Regions from separate parts of the Homo sapiens genome. Here regions 1 and 3 are each linked to region 2. The links are chromatin loops, found by intact Hi-C in ENCODE. Cell type or tissue: HCT116. All regions are shown on one strand.

Region 1 (8,000 bases), 1.1 Mb before region 2:
CTTTCTTCCTTTCTTTCTCTTTCTTTCTTTCTTTCTCTTTCTTTCTTCCTTTCTTTCTCTTTCTTTCTTTCTTCCTTCCTTTCTTTCTTTCTTCCTTTCTTTCTTTCTTTATCTATCCCCTTTCTTTCTTTCTCTCTTTCTTTTTCTTTCTCTCTTTCTTTCTTTCTATAGGGTCTTGCTCTGTCACCCAGGCTGCTAGAGTGCAGTGGCACAATCTTGGCTCACTGCCACCTCTGCCTCCAGGGTTCAAGCGATTTTCCTGCCTCAACCTCCCTAGTAGCTGGAATTACATATGCGTGCCACCACGCCCAACTAATTTTTGTATTTTTAGTAGATACAGGGTTTTTCACAATGTTGGCCAGGCTGGTCTTAAACTCCTAACCTCAATTGTTCCTCCCACCTAGGCTGCCCAAAGTGCTGGGATTGCAGGCGTGAGCCACCGCACCCAGCCTTGTTTATGTATTTTCTATGGCTGCCAGAGACCTTATGGTCCACAAAGCCTAAAATATTTACTATCTGGCCCTTTTTGGAAAAAGTTTTCTGATCCCTGATATTATATAATATAATTTATAATGTCCACATTTTGTCTCTGAAAAGAAGAAAATCTCCTATGGAAAAAACCTTGTTAATGGAACGTATTGGATGGTCTGGCTATTGTTAACAAACTTTTGTTTAATACATAATCCTTTTTTTTGAGCTCCCATTAAGTGCCAGACTTCATACTTGGAACATATTCTCTGCCTTCCAGGGGCTTTTCATCAGGAGAACCAGAGGCAGGAGTGCCTGTAATCTGAGGCAGCCAATGAAAGTGTTAGAGAAGAAGACAAACAAGGGAAAAGAAGACATAAACAAGAGACTGACTTTGTGAGGATCATCTGCGATGGGTTGTGGAGAAGGAATGAATGATGCATAGAAAGAAATGATAGTACATAAATGGGTAAGGATATCAGAAAAGGACATTTCTCACAAGGTGAACATCATTCATTTAAAACTGGTCTGATTGTCCCATAGAACTAATATTTATGGTTTTTTAAATAAATATAGAAATTGACCCTCCCTGGTCTTAAAATTAGAAACTTACATTTGTCTCATCTGAGTTCGTTCCTTAGGAAACCGACCCTCAGGCAAGGGACTGAAACTCATCAGATCACTGCATCTGGACAATGAGATGCCAGACCCCTCATCCATCATCATTGCTTTCTTTCCCCTCCTTAATTCCTGTTTTCCCACCTTCCCTACTATATAAAACCCCCAGTTGGAGAGATGGGTTTGAGACTTTATCTGTCGTTCTCCTTGGTCACAGCACCCAATTAAAGCCTTCTTCCCTGGTAATACTCATTGTTTCAGTGGTTGGCGTTCTGTGTGGCCATCAGCAGGGCCTGGACTGAATCCCTGGCATTTCGGCAACACAATTAAAAAATGTTTATCACATGCCTAGGTACTGGGTATACTTTTGGTGCACCAAAGTTTCTGTCTTCATAGAACTTACATGTCAGATTGTGAAGGTATTTTGAAGAAAAAAAAATGCTCTGGTGGGTGAATGTAAGGCATTTTAGGGAAATATTGTGTTGTCTTCTGTGGCTGCTGAATAGGTTGCAGGGGGTTGGGATAGTGGGAAATCATCTGGCTTGGAAAAGTAAACAGAAGTCAGATCATGAATGGCCTTGTATGCCAAACTGAGGTGTATTTTGCTTTTCATTTTGTTTTGCTTTGTTTGTTTCTGGCTTGGCAATAGGGAACCACTGGAAGTTTTGAAGATGATCTGGGTGCTTTATGCTGTTAGACCAATGTGCTTTAGAAGATGAACTTTGGCTTAATATGAGACAGTTGGAAGAACTGGGTGAAGGGAAGGAAGCCACTTCAGAGGCAAGAGTTAAGAAGGATCTGAACTAGAATATGGGCCATTGCAACAGAAAGGGAGAGAGAAGAAAAAAATTGCAGAGATGGAATTATGGTAATTAGCAATTGATGGAACATAGAGCTGCTGAAGAGGTTTTAAGCCTGAAAGAAAAGTTATTGGCCGGGCACAGTGGCTTATACCTGTAATCCCAGCACTTTGGGAGGCCGAGGCGGGTGGATCACCTGAGGTCAGGAGTTTGAGACCAGCCTGGCCAACATGGCGAAACCTCATCTCTACTAAAAATATAAAAATTAGCTGGGTGTGGTGGCACACGCCTGTAATCCCAGCTACTTAAGAGGCTGAGGCAGGAGAATTGCTTGAACCTGGGAGGTGGAGGTTGCAGTGAGCTGAAATTGCACCACTGCACTCCAGCCTGGGCGACAGAGCGAGACTCTGTCTCAAAAAAAAAAAACAAAAAAAAAAAAAAAAAGAAAAGTTATTGCTATTGAAGAGACTGCAAGCACAGGAGGGGGAAGTTGAGGTGCAGATTATAATAGATTGTTCCAATAAGAACACGTGGACACAGGGAAGGGAACAACACACACTGGCGCCAGTTGGGGGGTGAGGGACGGGGGGAGGGGAGCATTAGGACAAATAGCTAATGCATACAGGGCTTAAAACCCAGATGACGGGGGCCGGGCACGGTGGCTCACGCCTGTAATCCCAGCACTTTGGGAGGCTGAGGCGGGTGGATCACGAGGTCAAGAGATCGAGACCATCCTGGCTAACAAGGTGAAGCCCTGTCTCTTCTAAAAACAAAAAACAAAAACAAAACAAACAAAAAAACCACCTAGATGACGGATGAAGGGTTGATAGGTGCAGCAAACCCCCATGGCACACGTTTACCTATGCAACAAACCTACACGTTCTGCACTTGTATTCTTAAAAAATAATATTAATAGGCTAGGCATGGTGGTTCACGCCTGTAATCCCAGCACTTTGGGAGGCCGAGGTGGGCGGATCACGAAGTCAGGAGTTCGAGACCAGTCTGGCCAAAGTAGTGAAACCCCGTCTCTACTAAAAATACAAAAAATTAGCCGGGTGTGGTGGTGTGTGCCTGTAATCCCTGCTACTCAGGAGGCTGAGGCAGGACAGTCACTTGAACTTGGGAGGCAGAGGTTGCGGTGAGCCGAGACCACACCATTGCACTCCAGCCTGGGCGACAGTGCGACACTCCATCTTGAAAAAACGTAATAATAACAATAATAATGATAATAGATTGTCCCACTTCCTTCCCTCTGCCAAAGGATAATCCAGAACATCACGGTGCCAAGATGTGAGCTTCATCTGGCTAAGTCCACTAAACTATTTTTTTAAGAAAAATGATTCAAACAAGCTATCTGAGCTCTGGATTTGGGATTTCTCAGTATTATTTAAAAAATAATTTTAAGCACGGTCATGATATCTTTAACAGTTTTGAAACCTTTATTTTTCCATTTTAATTTAAAATAAAAATCGCATCTGTAAAACACTGTTAAGAATGGGATATATCAGCAAATAAAAAATGGACTCAGAAGACATAGTGAATTAATGTAAGATTGACTGTGGATTTTATTTTTCACACTGATATTTTGGCTTCTATAGACTAGAGAGATACTCTGTGAGTTTTATGATGATGTTTTTCCATGTTGTATGAGTGAACCATGGCATTGTTCTTTGAACATCTGTGTAAATGGCTCTGAAAACCTGAGAGAGAATAGTCAGCCCTGAACACAGGGAGGCAATGTTGCTTAAAGAAACAGAAAGACCCGGGCTCCTGACTCTCTGCTTCTTGCCGGTTGTGTTAACTTCTATACAAATAGCTTGACAAGCTATTTAGCCCCTCAGTGCCTCTGTCTCCTCATCTTTAAGATGGAAATTAAAAATGCCTATTTCAGATGGTTGCCATGAGAGTTACATGATAAAGGGCAGGTAAAGCACTTACTTGTGTGGGGCCTGCCTTGTGGTCAGCGTCAGTGACCATTCTATTTCTGTTGGGTGTGCTCAGCTGTTGGCCCAGGAGCAGGGCTGCTGCTTACCCAGGCTGTTACTCTGTGCCTCTGCTCAGTCAACCCAGAGTATTCCTGCATTTGATTGCTTTCTGCATGTCATCAATGTAGTGATGTGGAATCGTGGTGTGAAAGCTGAAGTACCTTTTAGAGATGTTACCTTTTGTATTCTCATTTTTTCCTGTGTTACTGTGTTAGCTTCTGGCTCTTTAGGGGGGAATATTGTGTTAGCTTCTGGCTCTTTGGGGGGAAATTGTTTAGGCACAGGAAAGAGAGATTTTTTTTTTCTTGATAAGTTTTTTTTTCTCAGTAGGGTTCTGTTTCCACATTTCCAAGTATGGCTTACTTAAGCTCAGGTATTCAGCAGGTGAATCTGAGGCTGGGGTCAGGATGAGATATCTAATGACTAATACGTTATCAAAGTCTGTGGTGAGTTTATATGTCTTCCCTATGGATATTTGAACAATTTGAATCATCGTCTCCCACTGTCACTTTCTACCCTGGAAATCTGGGAGTAACCTACCAAGCGTATGTAAATTACCCAGTGATATAAAAAGCCATCCTTTTCACATTCCACAAAAAACATTGACCATCTAGCTGAAGGACTTTCCAGTTTCAGTTGCATGTTTTATAAGAAAAAAAAAATCCCTTAAACCAAATAGCTAAGAGCTAACATACAAAATGAGGCCTTTTCTCATCTCCCCTCCACTTTCACCAGCACAAGCAAAGTGGTGGTAAAATATACAAGAAAAAGTGCCTGTTTTGTAGGGTTGTTTTAAAATGTGCTCCCTTCAAGTTTCTTGGGTCCTTTTGTCCCAGTTTCCATGGGATTTAGGAAATGGTGAGCAAACATGCCCATAGCTGTTTAGGAAAAATAGCCCATAGCTATTTGCTATGGGCAGGTACTTATTTTCTTGGCCTTGTGATATGAAGAGTGTGGGAGGTCCAAGAAAGGGCTATGGGCCCTGAAGGCCATGCCATTTCAAAAACTGGATAGCTCTGGTTCAAGCAAAAAAAAAAAAGAAAGAAAGGAAAAAAAAAATCTCCGAATGCTAGAATTCCATCTTCAATTAAAAATCGATCCTCATTCCACCATTGGAGAAATAATTGGCATGATCAATCATATGGGTGTCAGTTGCCTGTCAAAGCAAAGTTGTTACTGTTGTGCTCTCCCCATCACCTTTTCAGAAAACTGGCAAATTCTACCATTCTGGGGAGCACTGCCCTCTGTGATAAAGAGAGAAAAGAGATGTATCTAGATGTGATCTAGAAGATTTTTTATGTACTATGCCTAGCTTAAATTCAGAGTACAATGTGTTTGAGGATGGTTAGCTGTGAGATGAAATTTGTAAACTTTGTGCTGTGCCCATCTCATTTCTGTACTATTTTCCACATGCTTTTTACTAGTTCTTGGTACAAGTGGAAGCAGAAAGTGATTCTGCTCACTTTCACGTGTATTAAACTGTGTTCAGCTTTCATATAGTTCTCATAACTGAGTTTTGAGACCAATATTAGCTGGTCTTTCATAGCAACGTATGTATTAATTTTCTCTTCCAACTTGATTTCACTTGCACTTTTTCTCCCTCATGAATATTCTTTGAGGATAACATTTCTACTGAAAACTCCTTATCTTCCCAGATATGTTTGTGAGAATTAACTAAACCTGTGTCTAACTCAAGAAAAAAACCCCACTTCAGTTCACTTGCTTAAGTATTTGAAAATAACTTTGCTCTTTCTTTTCAAGAAATAACTCTTTTCCCATTTTTTAAAACATTGAACTTCCTTATTAATTTCTTTGTTTATTGTGTAAGGGCCTAATTAATGACTCACAAAAAGTTGTTCATGGGATTGAAGAAACTGATCTTGTTAAAGGTGTCTTAAGTGGGGGAATATGTGAAATCTTCCCCACAGGCATTCATGGTTTTGACATGTTGGTTTATGTTTCCTGAGATCTAGTTTTCTTTTCAAGCTCGTATTTTTACAGTCTGTAAACATCCCTCTCAGCTCATGTATACATGTGCATACACACCCACACAACACAAATCAGTTTATTTGGTTAATGAAATTAAGTAACTGGACAGTTAGGTTTTTCAAAGTTGAGGCAGGTTGTCTGAGACTTAGAGGGGAAAAAGGCTGTTATGTGATCAGTTTGTTGCTCAAAGCCAGGTATGAGGGAGGGGGGTCCCATGAATCCACAGCAGCCATCCTGATTCTCGCTGACACAGGTCACACACTTCAGCACGAGAAAAGCCTTTACTCAAGGATGCTGTGATAATGCCTCAAGCAATTGTGGAACGATGATTCTGGGAACCAGAAATAGACATGCTCTTCTTGTAGTCATTTATTGCTCTCACGTAAACCATAAATCCAATGGTTAATTAAGTACCTAAGTATTTGTAGAAGACATTGTGAAGCATTATCTCAAAACAGGCATTTTCAAAAATGAAAAAGGTCAGCACTTGTAATAAGAGGGAAGTATGCTGAAATTTACTCCACATATTTTTATAGATATTTGACTTAAATAGTGACATTTTGGACCACTGAATAACTGCACACATTTTTATAGATATTTGACTTAAATAGTGACATTTTGGACCACTGAATATAAATAGAGAACAACTATTAGCAATGCTACTGATTGGGATTCTATTTCTATTATTAATTTCAACTAATTTTAAAAGATGAGTTTTTTTAGTTTGTCTTATTAAAAGTGTCCATCAGTAAGATATGGTAAGCTACTATTTCATATTATGTGGGAAATTAATGCTCTTATACTTCCTGAAAATGAAGCCATTTTCTGTTCATGTATTGACCAAATGGCTGATTATTACCTAGCAAAAAATATTATTACTTTTTCAGTTCATTCAATCAATGATGCTTTCTGAGCGCCTACTATAGTGAGGTACAGGACTGGGCACATTGAAGAATACAGTTCAGAGAAGATTTTCCTATTCCTAGAACACATCTAGTTTTTTTCTATCTCAATTTTTCATTTACTTCTGTCCTGTCCACCTATAATGGTCTCTTTTCCATTTATCTAAATCTACTCATTCTGTTGCACCTAAGTCAAGTGTCTCTTGGCAAAACCTTTCCAAACTACTTTAGGGCTCAGTGATTTTTTTCCCTTCTGTACATTCTCAAGCAATTAATTAATTACTGGTGACCTTTTTTTACGGTAGTATATTTTTGTTTTGTTTCGTTTGTCTAAATGGATAGGCAACCCCTTGGGGAGAGTGGACATGAAGTGAGAGGCAGGAACAATGTATTTTTTGTTCCTCACACTGACTTCCTTGCTGTGCATTGCTCCCTGAGAAGTGACTTGGGAGTTCAGAGAAGACAGTGATCCCCGGGGGTAAGGTCAAAGAAGGGGTCAAAGAGGTGAGACTTGATCTGTACTTAGAAGGGTAGGTAAGCTTTAGGTAAGAAAAGAAGGTAGAGATGGTATTTCAAAGGAATGTTGGGTGGTGCAGACAAGTATGAGTGAAATGAGGATTCAGAGTGCATCAAACAGAAATGAATAGTCTCAAAACTGTTGAAGTCTGCCAAGAAGATGGATGGTTTATGGATCACACTGGTATATAAGCCTCCTGAAGCACAGTATGTAACCCTGGAAAGTGATGCAGAACAAGTGATGTCTCATGCATCTATTTCTCATTGGCTGCATCTCTTATAAGACAGGCTTTGCTGTATATCACTTTCCTAGTGTATATCTTTATTCTATCTCTTTTTTTTACCCTGCTCTGATTTAAAGGATTATTCGATTAGACTATTAGGCAAGGGATTCAAAGTTCTCCCATTTCATCACCGATAAAACTAGAAATGACTCTCTCATGAAGACAAAAAGTCCTTTGACATGTCCTAGAAGAGGTGCCAAGCCGTAGTTGAGGGCATACAGAACACAGAATCAATTATTGACCAATAATCAAGCATTCCTATCTACTTCTATGGGAGAAATGATGGTTTTCTTGATATTAAAGGAGAGCATGAAGGTTTTCTTTCCGCCTGCCGTGAGCATCATGATGAAGAATGCCCATGGGCTGTTTAGAACAGACAAGTTGATAATCAGGTAATGTAGGATTAGGAGAGGTTATGGGATTTCAGAATTAAAGGAA
Region 2 (8,000 bases):
CTAGAGCTGTACCCACTCCAGGTCCTGCTAGTCATCATTCAAAGGTCAGTCCATACCAGCAGCCACATACCAGAGAGTTATGGAACCAACATGATGATCAAACTAATATATGCAAGTAATACTAACTCACACCTGTCCTTACATAAGATTGTAAAATCTTTGTGATCCAATAAAACCATTTGCTCAAAGAAAAAAAAGTATGGGAAACATGTCCATTTTTCTTGAGAGTATTTAACATTGTACAGATATTTGGGTAGGTACTCTTCTTATATACCTTACCACAGGCCTAATAGCATCTTTGTTTTACAGGAGTGACTGCTAAGTGGCAGAAGGCTGGGGAAGTATTTGCTACATAGAATTTCTTATGCAAACAAAATTGAAGATATCCACATTGATTCTTCAACACACATACAGGTTACTTACCCAGGTGTAGACATGGGATTCCACCCCACCCTGCCACTGTTCTTCCAAACTGAAATCTGAAAAATGGCAAGTCTAAAAGGGATAAAAGAGGTTCTTGCACTTCCATGAAAAAGTTCTATTGGAGGAGGTATTTATGAAGGTGAGTAAGATTCTCAACAATAGTTTACTCTAAAGTCTTTTAGAAATAACTTTCTCCAAAAGTCTCAGACCCTAAAGTTCCACTGTTAGCTGAGGAAGGGTTTCTCCATGCTGCTTTTTCTTTTCTTTTTTTAATTTATTTTTTATTTTTTTTTTAGACGGAGTTTCTCTCTGTCGCTGGGCTGGAGTGCAGTGGCGTGATCTCAGCTCACTGCAATCTCCACCTCCCGGGTTCAAGCGATTCTCCTGCCTCAGCCTCCCAAGTAACTGGGACTATAGGTGCACACCACCACGCCTGGCTAATTTTTTTCTATTTTAGTAGAGACGGGGTTTCACCATGTTGGCCAGGATGGTCTCGATCTCCTGACCTTGTGATCCGCCCGCCTCGGCCTCCCAAAGTGCTGGGATTACAGGCATGAGCCACCGTGCCCAGCCCACACTGCTATCTATACTCAGAAGGATTCACATGACACTGGCGTTTGCAATCATGATTAAACATACCTGATTCACTTAGACAACATGCCATGTTAGTAGACAGTTAAAAGGAGAAAACTGTAATTGTGTTGATAACAATAACTGAAGACAATTGTGAAAAGTCCTAAGATACAGCATTCTTCTTGGTGAAGCATGAATAATTCATCACTTGTAAATTTTAAGAAAATGTGCTCTATGGAACTTATAATTTTCCCTCATACCTGCTCCTCCCACTCCACTGTTCTCCAAGTCTCTTAACATCATTAGCCAGTCATCTTCTGCCTTCCTCAGCACTGTACAGTGTGAGCCCAGGATACCTTCACCCAGTCCTGACACACTGTCAGCTAGAGAGAAATGGGAATCTCTGCCACCAACAAGTGAGTCGAGAGTTACTGATGCAGCCATCAACCTAACATTCTGGGTGTCTCCAGCTGTAAAATTGAGCTCTCCCAGCACCTTCTGTTTTCACCCAACCCTTTTGGACTGGGTACATCAGATTTTTAACTGCCAGCCTAGGGACTAGTCTCTCAACCTGGTGAATTTCCACCTGCCCTTGCCTCTCCTACTCCTTGCTTTCTTCTCTTCTCAATAATTCCCCATCCCCATACACACACATGACTCACATGACACATATGCATCATCTGCATCACACACATACACACACACACACACACACACACACACACACACACCCTGGGTACAGCAAGGGTCGTGTGTTGTTCTCTTCAGCTCCTGTTTCCTTGGAACAGGATGTTACACAGAAATGCTCATAATACCTGTTAATTGAATTCATCGAAGAAAAGCCATTCCAAATAATGCCTAACAGAATGAAGAAAGGGGTAAATTGCTCTTGGAAATCTGATTCTTCTTATAAACTTGGAAGACCTAATTAGCAGAGAGAAGAAGAAAACAAATTAATTAGAAAACACTAAATTTGCACCAAGGGTACAAACAAAGCATAAGCACCATGACTAAAATTAAACCATAATATACTTCACAGGGCCATACTGATTCAATAAAATGGGCCCAGAGTTCAGACTTCTCAAATAAATTATTCCCCAAAATGGATAAATGGGATTATTTCCTCCCACGTTTATTTTTCACATGGAAAAAACCACCTTGAATCAAAAAGTTTGGACAAAGAAAATGACCTCCTTACCCTACTCTTCACAATAATAGATGTTAAGCTGAAGCTGACGAAAGCAGGAAGCTGTGGAAATCTACGGCTGTCCTGATAGACATTCCATTCTGCTCACTGCTCAGGCCCCAGCTGTAAGTTTGTACAGTCAAAACAGTCAGGTTTCCAAATGGCCAGAAAAGGACAAACTATGAAATGTGAAGGCTCCTGTCTTCACTTTGAGCAGGAAATTCATAGAGCAGGCAAAACCTGACCAATATCTATCTCCTCAATCTAGAAAACTCTTACCAGAGTCTTTAGCTCTAGTATTGAAACGCAACATTTTGCCTCAGTTCTCCACCTTACAATTTATCACACCAATTGCCGGCCCAAGCAGACAAGTCATCCTTTGGAGTTTGAATTTATATGGTCCAACCTCCAGCCAAAGGGCTTCTGGAGAACCCATGAATGGACTTCAGGATGTCTGTGGACTCCTTAACTTTGTAAGCAAAATCTTAAGCTCATGTGCATTCTTCTGAGAAGAGGATTCAAAAGTTTCAGCACACTCTCAAAGGAGACCCTGACATTCAAAAAAGGTCAAGACCATCAGGCTAGTCCTAAAGAGACTCTATGACTTCTCTGTAATTTCAAGCGGAAAAGAGCCATGAACTTTGATTTGAACCTGGGCTAGGTCTAAATTCTCAGCTCCAGTGCTACAGGGAATTTACACATTTTCTATAGACTAGATCCATGATGGCCACTTCTCTGGATTCCATTAGTCTTTGTTTTAAGGATTTGAAGTGAAATGGACATTTGCAGGACCTGGCTTGGACCAAATGGGCACCTAGCGCCCCCACCTTTGTGACTTTCCATCTACCAGAACTCTTTAACGCCAGTATCCCTGGGAGAAACTAAGCTATTGAATAAGGGAGGGAAAAATCGAGAAGGTGCTTGTGAGGGTGGAGGAGGAAATAAAACTGAATGAAAGAAAAAACTGAGTGGGAAGGAAAGCATAGAGAGAGGGGAAGGAATTGAACAAGAAAGAAGAAGAAACATGGAGAAGAGAAGAGCTATGGACTGAGAAGAGAAAACTGACATGAGGAATGAAGAGAAGATGGGGAAGGACAAAGTTATAAGAAAGACATAACCTCAGTAAGAAAGAAAAAAGGCAAAGAGGATTATTAGGGGAAAAAAGGAAAAAATGAAAGAAGATGAGAAGTAGAAAGAACACAAGGATAACAATATCTAAAAATTGTACAAAGCACTACTAAGTGTAATTAATTAATAGGATATCAGCAAACAAAAGTCTGTGCTATCGATAATGTGATAGACCCTGATGTCACTTAGCAGTAGCTAAGGTGGACAAGCTTACACAGCTGGGCCAGAAAAAGTGTGGCATATGGCCCTTTATGTGGCCGATGGTCCACTTGTAGAAGAGTGGGAAGGGTGGGGATGGGGTTAATGCTGGGAAGATTGCTACCATCCAGCTGAAAACTCCCCAAAGGCAGTTCCATGGATCATTCCTAAGCCATTGGCTAGAGCATGAAAGGCTTGTGAGGAACCAGGCAAAGACGCTGCACAGCCTGAGCTGTTATCCAAGAACCCCTGCTTACCTGCTTGCTTGAGTCATGCAGGCTCCTGGTAATAACAGCCTATTTACTGAACCTTCCCTGCCAAAGTGGGAGGGGTGACTGTATCAGATTTCTATTTGGGTCTGCAGGTGGGAGGGGCGAAAGAATAGGTATAGTCAGGGCAGGTAACAGCTTTGCAAACATGTGCAATAGTTCATGCCTGTCCACATGCTTGCCCCATAAGCACATGGCTGCATGGACCAGTGTGGGTCGATGTAAAGGGTGTTGCTCTGGGGCTCACCTGCATTGATATACATCATATGTCTAAAGTGTGAATGGCACCTCCATACATGTGATGTCTTGTTCAGTGCACAGCTTGAACATGTAGACATGGCTGCTCCAACAGTAACCAGTAGTAGGCACTTTATTCATAGGCACAAGCCTCAGGCACTTTAATGCATTATCTTCAATCCTTAAGATCTGGAAGTGTTATCATTAGGTTGAGAAGCCAGCCTGAGAGTACATAGCTAGGAAAGGACAGAGACAGACTCTAGCCTAGACATGGCAGATGCTGAGGCCCTAGCTCTTCTTCCTGCATTGAGCCACCTTCCTCTCTAGGCAGCAGGGAAACTGCCCTGCTGTGAGGAGCATCCCATTTACTTGGGTATTGCAGTAGCCTCCTACTTGATGCTTCCTTTGTGTGTCATTCCCTCATGTCTAAGGAAAGTACTTATATACCAGTAAGAACCTACTAGGGATCACAGAGGATTATTAAAATTTCAAGTAGTGATTTTACCATTTGAGATGGGCTTAAGAAGAGGGAAATATGTACTTTGTTAGAGAAATAAGTATATTTATTAATACAAGTAAAATTATTTATCCTGTTGATTTAACTTTATAACCCTGTGAGCTGTTGGAGCCCAAGTCTGAAAACTGCCATACCAGCCTGCCCCTCAGGTTTGCCTGGCCCTCGTGAAAGCTTTAGGGGATAGGGGATACCGCTTTCCCACACCTTCTGATTTCTACATGAGAAATGCCACCAGCTTTGACCAGCAGCTGCAACTTTGCCTGTGCCTGGCAAGTTTACAAAGTCACTGAATTTGCTTCTAAACTTTGTGGTTCAAGGGCTCCATCTTGAGGCACATTCTGTTTCTCTCAGTGCCTCTGAGTTGGGGAAGAGATGCAAAGCATTATTAGAATTTTTGCTGCATTGCATGGTTGACTTCAATTTGCTAAATGTTTTCTTTAGTGTTCACAGCAAAAATTCAGACTATAGGACAGTGACATGGGTTTGAGCAGATACAATGAACTCCTTTTTACATATGATGGTTCCTCCTAACAAAAAAATATTAAAAATCTTTTAACCATAACCACAGCATGGAAGTCATTGATTTGTTCGTGTTTACCATAAGCTATTTTCTCCCATTTTGGGAACAATTCTCAGAAGCCACATTATCTGAATTACTGGGTTCCACCAGAAAGCGCAGAGATCTGAGACCCTGCTTAAAGTCCTCTGAGTGTCCCTTAGCAATATTCTACTTCCAGTGGATCAACCAGAAATGTAAGCCATGATTCAGCTCCCCAGATGGATGTGGGCAAGCTTCGTGGCATCAAACCCCTGGACCAACTAAGCACTCTACTGCACCCCAGACCCCCCAACCCCACTAACAAAGCCCTTGTCCTACCAGCCAAATGCTCTGCCTGTCTGACTCATGAAAAAGAAAGTGGAAATTCAATACCAGAAACCTTCTCACCCAAGAAATATCCCAAGTCTTTCCAGTTGTGCCAGGGTTTTAGGAGACCCCGGTTTTACTCTCCTCTGAACAGACCCTGCATCTTCACATTTCCATACCTTTATCCATGATGTTTCTTCTGTGAGAATCCCACAACCCTACCCGTCCCACTTCCATCAACATTACAATTGGTTGATTAATCTGACTAATTTTGCAAGGCATATAGTTTAAGAAACCTTCTACCCACCCACCCAGCCACTCAGCAGGAATAACTACAAGCTTCTCCCTGTGTCTTTTCATAGAATTATGGTCAAACCTCCATTGTTACCTCCTTCACATGACATCATGGGACAATTTTTAATGTAGTTTTTCCCACACTAGAGTGTGGGCACTCTTGGGTACCACCATATCCATCTGTGTATCTCCAGGTACTGTGTCAGTGTTCAGCAGACTGTGGACACATAATATATGTCAGAAGACAATGCTGTCTTACCAACAAGAGAAAATAATAGTATTAGCACAATAACTAAATGATGTACATATGAAGCATCTGGTATAAGAATAGAAGGAGAAACAAAAAGGCAGGAAAAAAAAGTCAAAATATAAGGTACTGGGTTTTCTTAAGAGTCAACCTTCTTCTCCTCCCTGCCCCTGTCCCCCCACCCCCAAAAAAACTTCTAATAGCTATCCCACAGGAAGATAACCATTTTGTAATGAAGTTTGGTTTTGAGCTTTTGTAGCTACTTTTTTTAACAGGGTGGAAGATGAGGCCAAGAGAGGAGTAGGAGGACTCCCTCCCATGCCTAGAGTCTACTCAACATCTCTACCTGGATGTCTTCTATCCCCTTAAATGCAAGGAAACTCACTTCTTAACCAGGAAACTCACTTAAAATACAATAGGAAACTCACTTCTTAACCAGGGGTAGGCAAACTATGGCGCCTGGCCCACCAACTGTTTTTGAAAAGTTTTATTTGGACACAGCCATACCCACTTGTTTACATATTGTCTACATCTGTTTTCACACTAAAATGGCAGAGCTGAGTAGTTGCAACAGAGGCTCTTTGGCCCACCATGCTCAAAATATTTGCTATCTGACCCTTTACAGAAAATGTTTGCCCAGCCCTTGATTCGTAACCATCCAGATTGCCTCACTGACTGTGTTCTTCATTTTAACAGCCAGCACTGTTATCTATCCGGGACCCAAACGTAATCCTTCTCTCCTATTAACCCTACCCATATAGCCAATCAATCACCAATTAAAGCATTGCTGTTTCAACCTTCCAAGTATCTCTAGAACTTTTCTTCACCCTCATTCACTATACTGGTCCAGGGTAGCATCCTCTTTCACCTAGATAATGTCCTACCTGCTCTCCCAACCACCAGTCTGGAACGACCTTTCTAAACCATAAATCTGATTGTTATTTCCCTAGTTCAAACCTTTCAGCAACATCCTATCTCCTTTAGCATAAGGTCTAAACTCCAACACAGCCCACAAAGCCCTTTGTGACATCATCTAGCCTTCCTCCCCAGTTCCAATTCCAGCAACATCCCCTGCTTCTCCCCACAGCCATTGTTCTGTCTCAGCATTTCCTCTCTTCCCACTTCAAGCCACAATGTGCATGCTGTTCCTTGGTCTGAATTCATCTCCTCCCTTTCTTGTACTTTTCATTTTCTGCTTCCATCTCCCACTCATTCTTAATTATTTCCTCCAGGAAACCTTCTGATTGTCCCAGGAGATTAGGTCTCCCAACTATATGTTCCCATAGTGCCTTATCTATTATAAATACATAATAAATATTTTATATTATACATTACTATACCTATATAGTAGTCTAATATAAGTAATATATAATATACATTATTTTGTGTATATATATATAAGTTTATTATAGATTTTAATGGCCTGACTCTCCTGCTAGGCTATTAGCTTTCTAAGTGCAAGGGTTGTTCATTCTGTTTCCTGTCCCATCCATAGTGAACAGCATGTAAGTACTTGATTCTACAAAGAATGCAGCTCTCCTACCCAAGACATCTCTTATCTGTCAAACACCCACTTCTTCACCTTTGCTAATAACCTCTATGGCTGGAGTAGGCTCAACAAAGTGATTACCATTACTGTGTATTTGTTTTTCCAATCCACTCCCCATTTTTCCCTTGCTTTGCTCTGTATCATGGTGGTTTGAAGGGTGCAAATTATACTGCCCAGGCTTCTGGTTAGATTCAATTAGTGGGAGGCCCTGGTAAAAGACTAGAGATAAAAGAGGGGGAAACCAATGTATTTCTCCCATGCTCATTCATGCTTGCCAGCTCAATCTCCCGCCTATCCCCCAATCCTTCTTTAGGTGGTATCCCTCGCAATAATTGGTGATTGTGTCCCTCCATGGCCCCAGCTTTTGCTGGGAGGCTCCTGTCATGATTCTGTCCCCTCGAGGTGGCCTTGGCTCCTGTGTTCTGTTAACATTATCTTTTTCATAGTGCCTTCAGCCCTAGGGGTGCTTCTTTAATTTGCTCTTCAGGCTCTTCTAACACTTTTGCCATTTAAT
Region 3 (8,000 bases), 420 kb before region 2:
CCTGTCTTTCGTAATCAGCAGCTACATCTGGCTACTGGGTCTCTGATGGCATCTTCTAGCTTCTGCTTCAGTGTCCTGAGAGAGATTATTGGGCAGTCTTTAATAATGAAAACTTTACCTTGAATTACACACACACACACACACACACACACACACACACACACACACTCACACACACACTCACACACACACAAAGAGAGAGAGAGAGAGAGAGAGAGAGAGACAGAGAGAGAGGAGAGAGTCAAGTTCTAGGGTGTTAAGTCCAACATTATCAGCTGGGGCTTGGGAACCTTCAAGGTTTTATGAATGATGAGGTCTATTTGCTTTCAATACTACAAGGGGGAGGAATCTGGATATTTATCCATGTTTTAGCTCTTACCTGTTTTTGTTTTACCTCTTTTTTTCTCTTTCCCCCCTATGAAAGGTATCATTTGGATAGATCAATCTATTCATCTATCTACCTACCTACCTATCTACCCCTACCCATCCACCCATTTATCCATCCACCCATCCATCCATCCATCCACCCACCTGCCCACGTACCTACCAGTTTATCTATCCGACCTTCCTTCCATCCAGCTTTTTCATCTCTTGACTTTTAGATGGCATTTTCAACATGATGTCATGATTAAATGATGACAACTTGATGATATGATGGTTTAAGGAAATTTTGTTGGTAGTAGGTAAGTCCCAGCATTTCTGACTGTTGGTTTTCTTTTCCTTGTGGTAGAAAAGACAAATGCCAATTTTGAAATCTTGAATGCAGTAGGCAGTTGTGTTGAAATAGTATGTGAGAATTACTTGCAAGCTGAACATCCAGGTCTGGGGCATGAACCTGGCATACAATGTAGATTTCTGTGTTCGTTAGGCAACAGCTACATTGTCTGCTGGGTTTCAGGCTACCTGGAAACATGTTCTCCATTGGCTGTCTCACCAATGCTACCCCTATAATGTTTCTGAATAACTGTTTTCCAGGAGGTATAAACCAGTGGAGTTTATCATTGAATAGAGTGCAGAGAAAGGACCGCAAGAAAGCTGATCACCTCAGCAATGAATGATTTCAATACGATTTCACCCAAATGGTCTCACACACCAGCCTAGTAAACCAGAGATAAGGTGTAATGTCATCCTTCCTTCCTTCTCCCTGCCTCAACTGTCAAAGATTGACAACTTACATGTTGTTTACTTTTTGGCTTCTATTTCTGTTCATAATTATTATCAGAAGGCATAGCACCCACAAGCCTAATCATACTGCCTTACAACCTTATTCCTCTTCATTTTGTCTTCTCACTTACCTGCAGAAACCCAGTTTATTTTTGTTCTCCCTTTACCACACCAGCCTTGTAACTGTTATGAATGACCCTCAATCTCACTGGAATCTGAATCACTCAGGAATTCAAGCAAACTGGATGTTTTAACCACTGTTCAGCTTTCTTATGGAATGACAGAGAACTTGTAAAGATAAAACACCAGTTTGCAGGAAGAAAGGAAGAGAATGGAAATTGCTTCTGGAAAATACTAGTTTTACAATATGTTTTGTTTGTCTGCTCTCTTAAATAAACTTAATCCTATAAACATTTTTTAAGAACTAGCCATTAAGACTGTTAAGTTCTCAATTATAAAGGAATAAAATGTTTTAAGGAGGATTTATTTGCCCTTGCTTATATGAACTGCATATTTTTAGTAGGAAATCATGTAATTTAAATTAGTATTGGTTAACAGATTTAACGTAGAAAATGGACATATAAAGAATACAAGGATAAATGTCTACATGTAATAATGGATGGTAGTGATATAATGCATTTTTGTCATCCCATGCTGAATTCAGTAAAAATAAAGCTAATGACTTGGAGCTTTTAAAAGATTGTACTGTTCTCTGTGTGTGTCTTTTGGCTTCCTACTCACCAATCAGTTCTATTATCTATTCTGTACCTGAGCCACTGGCTTTTGTGACCCGGGAAGAGAAAGTAATTCCACTTAAGACGTTTGACAGGCTTTTAAGAGAAATAAGTGGCTCTGTGCAACATGGTTATGTTTAATAAATCATAATTACCAAAGGGACAGTTTCTCTTCTCCCATGTCCACTCATACTTTTTTTTTTTTTTTTTTAAAGAGATGAGTTCTCATTCTGTCATTCAGGCTGGAGTGCACTGGTACAGAACTCTTGGGCTCAAGTGATCCTCTCGCCTCAGCCTCCAAAAGTGCTGGGATTACAGGCTTGAACCACCATGCCCAGTCCTCCACTCCTTACTTCTGATGTTCTTTGAGTCCCTTTGCCTATCATTAAATGAGAAGGTGTTGACAGTGGTGCCAGGTGTGAAGAACTCCCTAATTCCATTGATAAGTTTACATTTCCCTCTCAGGTACAAGTATTGGGTTGATCCTCAAAGCAAGATTGAATGTTGTGATAATATAATAAGAAAAAGACATATTTGGTCTTCACCCTCAGTTCCTGGAACAGAGCTGCTAAAACTGTCATAATTTTCTAACTAATAGAGGTGATAGCATCTTTTGTTAAAGTATTTGGTCTTAGTCCCCTGTTCCTGACACAAGAGCTTCTAAGATCCTTGGACTCTCTGGAGTGATGAGTGTCTTTCTGTATGCTAACAAGATAATGAGATGACTTGGCTTAGCGGGGAGTAGAGGTGGTGGCAAGTTAGCTTCAGGATGAAGGCTGGTTGTCAGAAAGACCAAGGTATGATTAGAGGGTTGGAGCTTTCAACATTCAATCCCACCCCTGACCTCTGACAACTGAGTTGATCACTGTCTTAGTCCATTCATGCTGGTATAACAAAGTACCCGCGACTGGGTAATTTATAATGAACAGTAATTTATTTTCTTATAGTCCTAGAAGCTGGGAAGTCCAAGGCCAAGGCCTTGGCACTCAGTGTTGGGTGAGGGCCTTCTTACTGCTTCTTCATATGATGATGAACGGGCAAAAAGAAGATGAATGCTGTGTCTTCACATAGGAGAAGAGAAAGAACACACTCCGTCAAGCCCCTTTTAAAGAGCCTAATCCCATCAGTGAGGCCTCTTCCCTTGTAACCTAATCACCTCTTAAAGCCTGTACCTCTTAATACTATCACACTGATGACTAAGGTTCAACATATGAACTTCGGAGGACACAATCAGACCATAGTGTCTGGCTCCTGGCCCCCCAAATTTATGTTCTTACGTATGAAATATATTCATTCCATCTCAGTAGCCCCAGAGATCTTAACTTGTTCCAGCATCAACTCAAAAGTCTAGAATCTCATGTAAATCAGATATGAGTGAGACTGAAGGTAAGGTTCATTCTGAGACAAATTGCTTTTGTGCTGTGAACCTATAAGGTCAAACAAGTTATATACTTCCAAAATACAATGGTGGAACAACCATAGGATAGACATTTCCATTCCAAAACAAAGCAATAGGAAAGAAAGAAGGAATAACAGGTCCTAAGTAAGTGCTAAAACCAACAAGGTAAACAACATTAAATCTTAAGGCTTGAGAATAATCTAGACACACTGGAGTGGAGGTTAAGCCCCCAAGGCCATAGGGGGCCTCAGCCCCATGGTTTTGTTGGGCATATTCTATACAGCACCTCGCAAGTTGGAGTTGGGTGTCTGCAGCTCTCCCAGGCTAGGATCACACTCCAGTGGCTCTGCAGTACTGGAGTCTCAGAGGCAGTCCCAATCTTATGGCTACCCTGGGCATTGTCCCACTGGGGAGTCTGGTGGCACTATCCCTGTCTCAGTTCTCTGTGTTGGTCCTGAGGCTCTCCAAGTCATCCATTGAAACCTACGTGGAATTAGTCATTCCTCCACAGCTCTTGCGCTCTGTGTGTCTGCAGAGTTATAATGTGGACACTGGGGGCACTAGCCACACCTAGGCATAACCACAGCTGAGGTGGGTGAGGAGTGCTACACTGGAGTAAATGGAGCAGAGATGAGGCATCACTGGGCAGTGAACGCAGAGGTTCTTCGGTTACCCTAAGCCCCTAGTTTTAGTTATGTGCCCCAGGCCTTGGCACTCCGGGCTTGTCATGAGAAAGGCAGCACCAATAGTCTCTGATATGCCTTCAGGGTGTTTTTTGTTTTGTTTTGTTTTGTTTTGAGACAAAGTCTCACTCTGTCACCCAGGCTGGAGTGCAGCGGGACGATCTCAGCTCACTGCAACCTCCACCTCCCAGGTTCAAGTGGTTCTCCCACCTCACCCTCTCCAGCAGCTGGGATTACAGGTGTGCACCACCACCCAGCTAATTTTTGTATTTTTAGTAGCGATGGGGTTTCACCGTGTTCAGGGTCACTTTTCATTGTCTTGATGAACAGTGTATGACTTTCTTCTATCCATACTAATCTCCTTGCAAATGGTCACTTCTTCACACCCCTGGTGTTTTCTTCCAAATGCTTTTGCACTTGGCCAGGCTGAGAATGTTCCAAACCTTTAAATTCTGCTTCCCCTTTGATTTTATTATTTATTATTATTTGAGACAGGTTCTTGCTGTGTTGCCCAGGCTGGAGTGCAGTGGTGAGATTTTAGCCCTCTGCAGCCTTGACCACCCAGGCTTAAGTGATCCTCCCACCTCAGCTTCCCGAGTAGCTGGGAGTACAGGCATGTGCCACCACACCTGGCTAATTTTTTGTATTTTTGGTAGAGACAGGGTTTCACCATGTTGCCCAGGCTGGTCTCAAACTCCTGAGCTCAATAGATCCACCCACCCTTGGCCTCACAAAGTGCTGGAATTACAGGCATGAGCCACCATGCCTGGCCACTCCTCTGAGTTTAAATTCCATCTTCACTATATTTCTCTCCTGCATTTTACTATAAGCAGTTAAGAGAAGCCATGCAGTACCCTGAACACCTTGCTCAAAGATTTCTTCTGCCAAATATCCTAGTTCATCACTCTTAAATTCTGCCTTCCATAAAGTTCTAGGAAGTGGGCAAAATTCTGCCACGTTCTTTGCCATTTTGCAACAAGGATGACTTTTCCTCTGGTTTCCAATAAGACACTCCTCATTTCTATATAATACTTCCTCACGATGGCCTTTACTATGCATATATCTGTCAGCATTCTGATCATGATAACTTAGGTACTCTCAAAAAAAGCATCTCTCTACAGCTTTCCTCTTCTGAGCCCTCACCAGAATCATCCTTAATGCTCTGTTCATGGCAATGTATGCTTTTTCTAGCCTGCACCTTCAAAATCTTCCAGCTTCTATCCACTATCCAGTTCCAAAGCTGTGTCCACATTTTTAGATATTTGTTATAGCAACACCCCAATTTTCTAGTACTAGTTTCTGTTTTAGTCCATTTGTCCTGCTATATAAAAGTGCCTGAGACTGGGTCATTCATAAAGAACAGAAATTTATTTTTCTCACAGTTCTTGAGGTTGGGAAGTCCAAGATCAAGGCACCAACATTTGGTATCTGGTGAGGACCTTCTTGCTGTGTCCTAACATGATGGAAGGTGGAAGGGCAAAAGAGATGAACTATCCTTACATGGCAGAAGAGCAGAAGAGAAGACCCCACTCCCTCAAGTGCTTTTATAAGAGCCATAATGCCATCCATGAGGACTCTGCCATTATGACTTAATCACTGCCTAAAACCCCACCTCTTAATGTTATTACATTGGAGATTAAGTTTCAGTATACAAATTTGGGGGGATGCAATCAGATCACAGCAGTTACCAATGGCCAATGATGTAATCAATTGTGTATGTAATAAAACTTCCATATAACCCCCAGAATTACAGAGTTCTGATGGCTTCTGGGTTGGTGAACACATGGAGATATTAAGGGGATGGCATTCCAGGAGGCTGCATGGAAGCCCCTCATCCTTTCCCACATACTTTGCCTTATATATCTTTTCCATTTGGCTGTTCCTGACTTGTACCCGTTATAATAAACCATTAATATTAAGTAAACGTTTATTCTGAGTTCTGTGCGCTGTTCTTGCAAATTATCTAACACAAGGAGGGAGCAGTGGGAACTCCTGATTAATAGCCAGTCAGAAATACAAGTGGTTCAGAACTTGGAATTGACATTTGAAGTGGGGGCAGTCTTGTGAGTCCTTAACTTGCACCATCTGACACTAATTCCAGTTAGATGGTGCCAGAATTAAATTGTAGGGCACTCAGCTAGTGTCAGAGAATTGGTTGGTGTCGGGGAAGAAACCTGCACATTTGATGTCAAAGTGTTAAGCATGAAAACAAGATGGAAAGGTGCAAACAACCAGGGGCTTGTTTTCTCACTTTTTCTCAACTTTTTTTCTCTCATTCTGTAAGACCCTGAAGCAATGGACACTGGTTTGTTGGCTCTTACTAGAAGAGGCACAACAACCTGACTATATTCTTTTTTAAAAAACTTTTCATTTTGAAATAATTTCAAACTTCAACATAGTTGCAAAAATAATATGAAGGCAGCGCTGGTGGGAGTTTAAAATGGTACAGCTGCTTTGGAAAAGTTTGGCAGTTCCTCAAATACTTAAATAACATTACCATATGATTAAGAAATTTCACTCGTATGGGTATACCCAAAAGAATTGAAAACAGGTACTCAAAAACATGTGCATGCATGTTCATAGTAGCACTATTCTTATTCACAGTAACTGTAAGGCGGAAATGTCCATCAACAGATGAATGATAAAATGTGTTATATCCACACAATGCAATATTACACAGCCTTAAAAGGAATGAAGTACTGATTCATGCTACAACATGGGTGAACCTCAAAAATATTATGCTAAGTGAATGAAGCCAGATACAAAAAGCCACATACTATGTATTTCCATTTATATGAAATATCCAGAATAGGCAATTCTATAGAGACAGTAGATAAGTAGTTGCCGGGGCTTGGAGGTAGGAAGGAGTGGGGAATGAGTGCTAATGGATACAACATTTCTCTTTGGGGTGATGAAAATATTATGAAATTAATGTTCTGGAGATGGTTGCAAAGCTTCGTGAATATACTAAAAATCACTGAATTGTACACTTTAAATGGGTGAATTTCAAAATATGTGAATTATATCTAATAATAAAAAAATTGAGAGTATCCACACACCTTCAATTCCCCAGATGACAATATCTTATGTACCTACAATTATCAAAATCAAAAAATTAACATCAATATAATACTATAACCTACACACTGTGTTCAGATTTCACCACTTGTCTCTCTGTTGTTCTGTTTCTAGTTTAGGATCCAATCTAAGATCCCACGTTTAGTTTTTATATCTCTAGTCTCCTTTAACCTGAAACAGTTTCTCAGCTTTCCTTTGTCTTTCATGACTTTGGCACTTTGGAAGAGTACAGGCCAGTTATTTTGTAGAGTGTTCCTCAGTTTGGGTTTCTGGTAATTCCTTCTGCTTAAAGTCAGGTTATACATGTTTGGCAAGAATAACACGTAAGTACAGTTGTGTCCTTAAGTGCATCATATTAGGATACACATTACATCGATTTGTCCTGCTACTGGTGATGTTAAATTCAGTGATCAGTTTCTTTGGTGTGTGATTGTGACTATTCATAGTTTTCTTTCTTGTTTATAAAAAAATTTCATTTTATCACCATTCTATACTCCCATTTTCCCTTACTCCCCACACATAGTCAAATATATTTAATGTGTATCATGTAGTTTCTATGTGTTCTTGAAAAATGTACCTTGTTTTGGTGTCCAAGTATTTTTAGTTTACATGAGTGACATTGTGTTGTATCTCATTCCATTTCTTACTTTTAAAATTCAGCACTGTTTTTAAGGTCCATTCTTGTTTCTAATCTGTTATTTTTAATTCTGCATGATACTCCTTGGAGTGCAACTACCACATTTCACCTATGCCATTTCCAGTGATAGACCCCACATGGGAACCAATTCCTGGCCACCACAAATAACATTGTACTGAACATTCTAATAATGCATGTCTCCTTATGGGTCTCTGTAGGAAATTATTTGGAATGTATAATGAGGAATGGAGTTGTTGGGTCATAGGACACACACACACACACACACACACACACACACACACACA

Evidence for each region. Peaks named below come from ENCODE experiments on the same cell type or tissue, not always from the same donor. Only the 100,000 strongest peaks of a DNase experiment are listed, where the experiment ranks them.
Region 1: a loop joins it to region 2, with 8 times the contacts of the local background. A loop is called at or near these places in 19 of 110 quality-filtered maps.
Region 3: a loop joins it to region 2, with 21 times the contacts of the local background. A loop is called at or near these places in 21 of 110 quality-filtered maps.

Annotation. Positions count from the first base shown.
Region 1 is chrX:46,372,351-46,380,350 of GRCh38, reverse strand. No RefSeq gene overlaps it. Among named protein-coding and RNA genes, the nearest start is that of LINC01186, 49 kb to the right of the region's middle. In HCT116, a CTCF peak has its summit at 3,598; DNase peaks (open chromatin) are centred at 3,630 and 4,230; H3K27ac peaks cover 3,809 bases.
Region 2 is chrX:45,319,413-45,327,412 of GRCh38, reverse strand. LOC105373191 (a long non-coding RNA gene) reads right to left here and starts at 2,460. Exons shown (of 3, transcript XR_002958824.2): 1 at 2,195-2,460; 2 at 1,812-1,920. In HCT116, a CTCF peak has its summit at 4,874 (motif pointing left); DNase peaks (open chromatin) are centred at 4,385 and 4,832; H3K27ac peaks cover 4,385 bases.
Region 3 is chrX:45,739,076-45,747,075 of GRCh38, reverse strand. It overlaps MIR222HG (miR222/221 cluster host gene), which reads left to right. Exons shown (of 2, transcript NR_170290.1): 2 at 1-1,862. MIR221 (microRNA 221) reads left to right here and starts at 810; the gene lies at 810-919. It overlaps MIR222 (microRNA 222), which reads left to right; the gene lies at 1-61. In HCT116, a CTCF peak has its summit at 3,826; a DNase peak (open chromatin) is centred at 3,775; H3K27ac peaks cover 7,473 bases.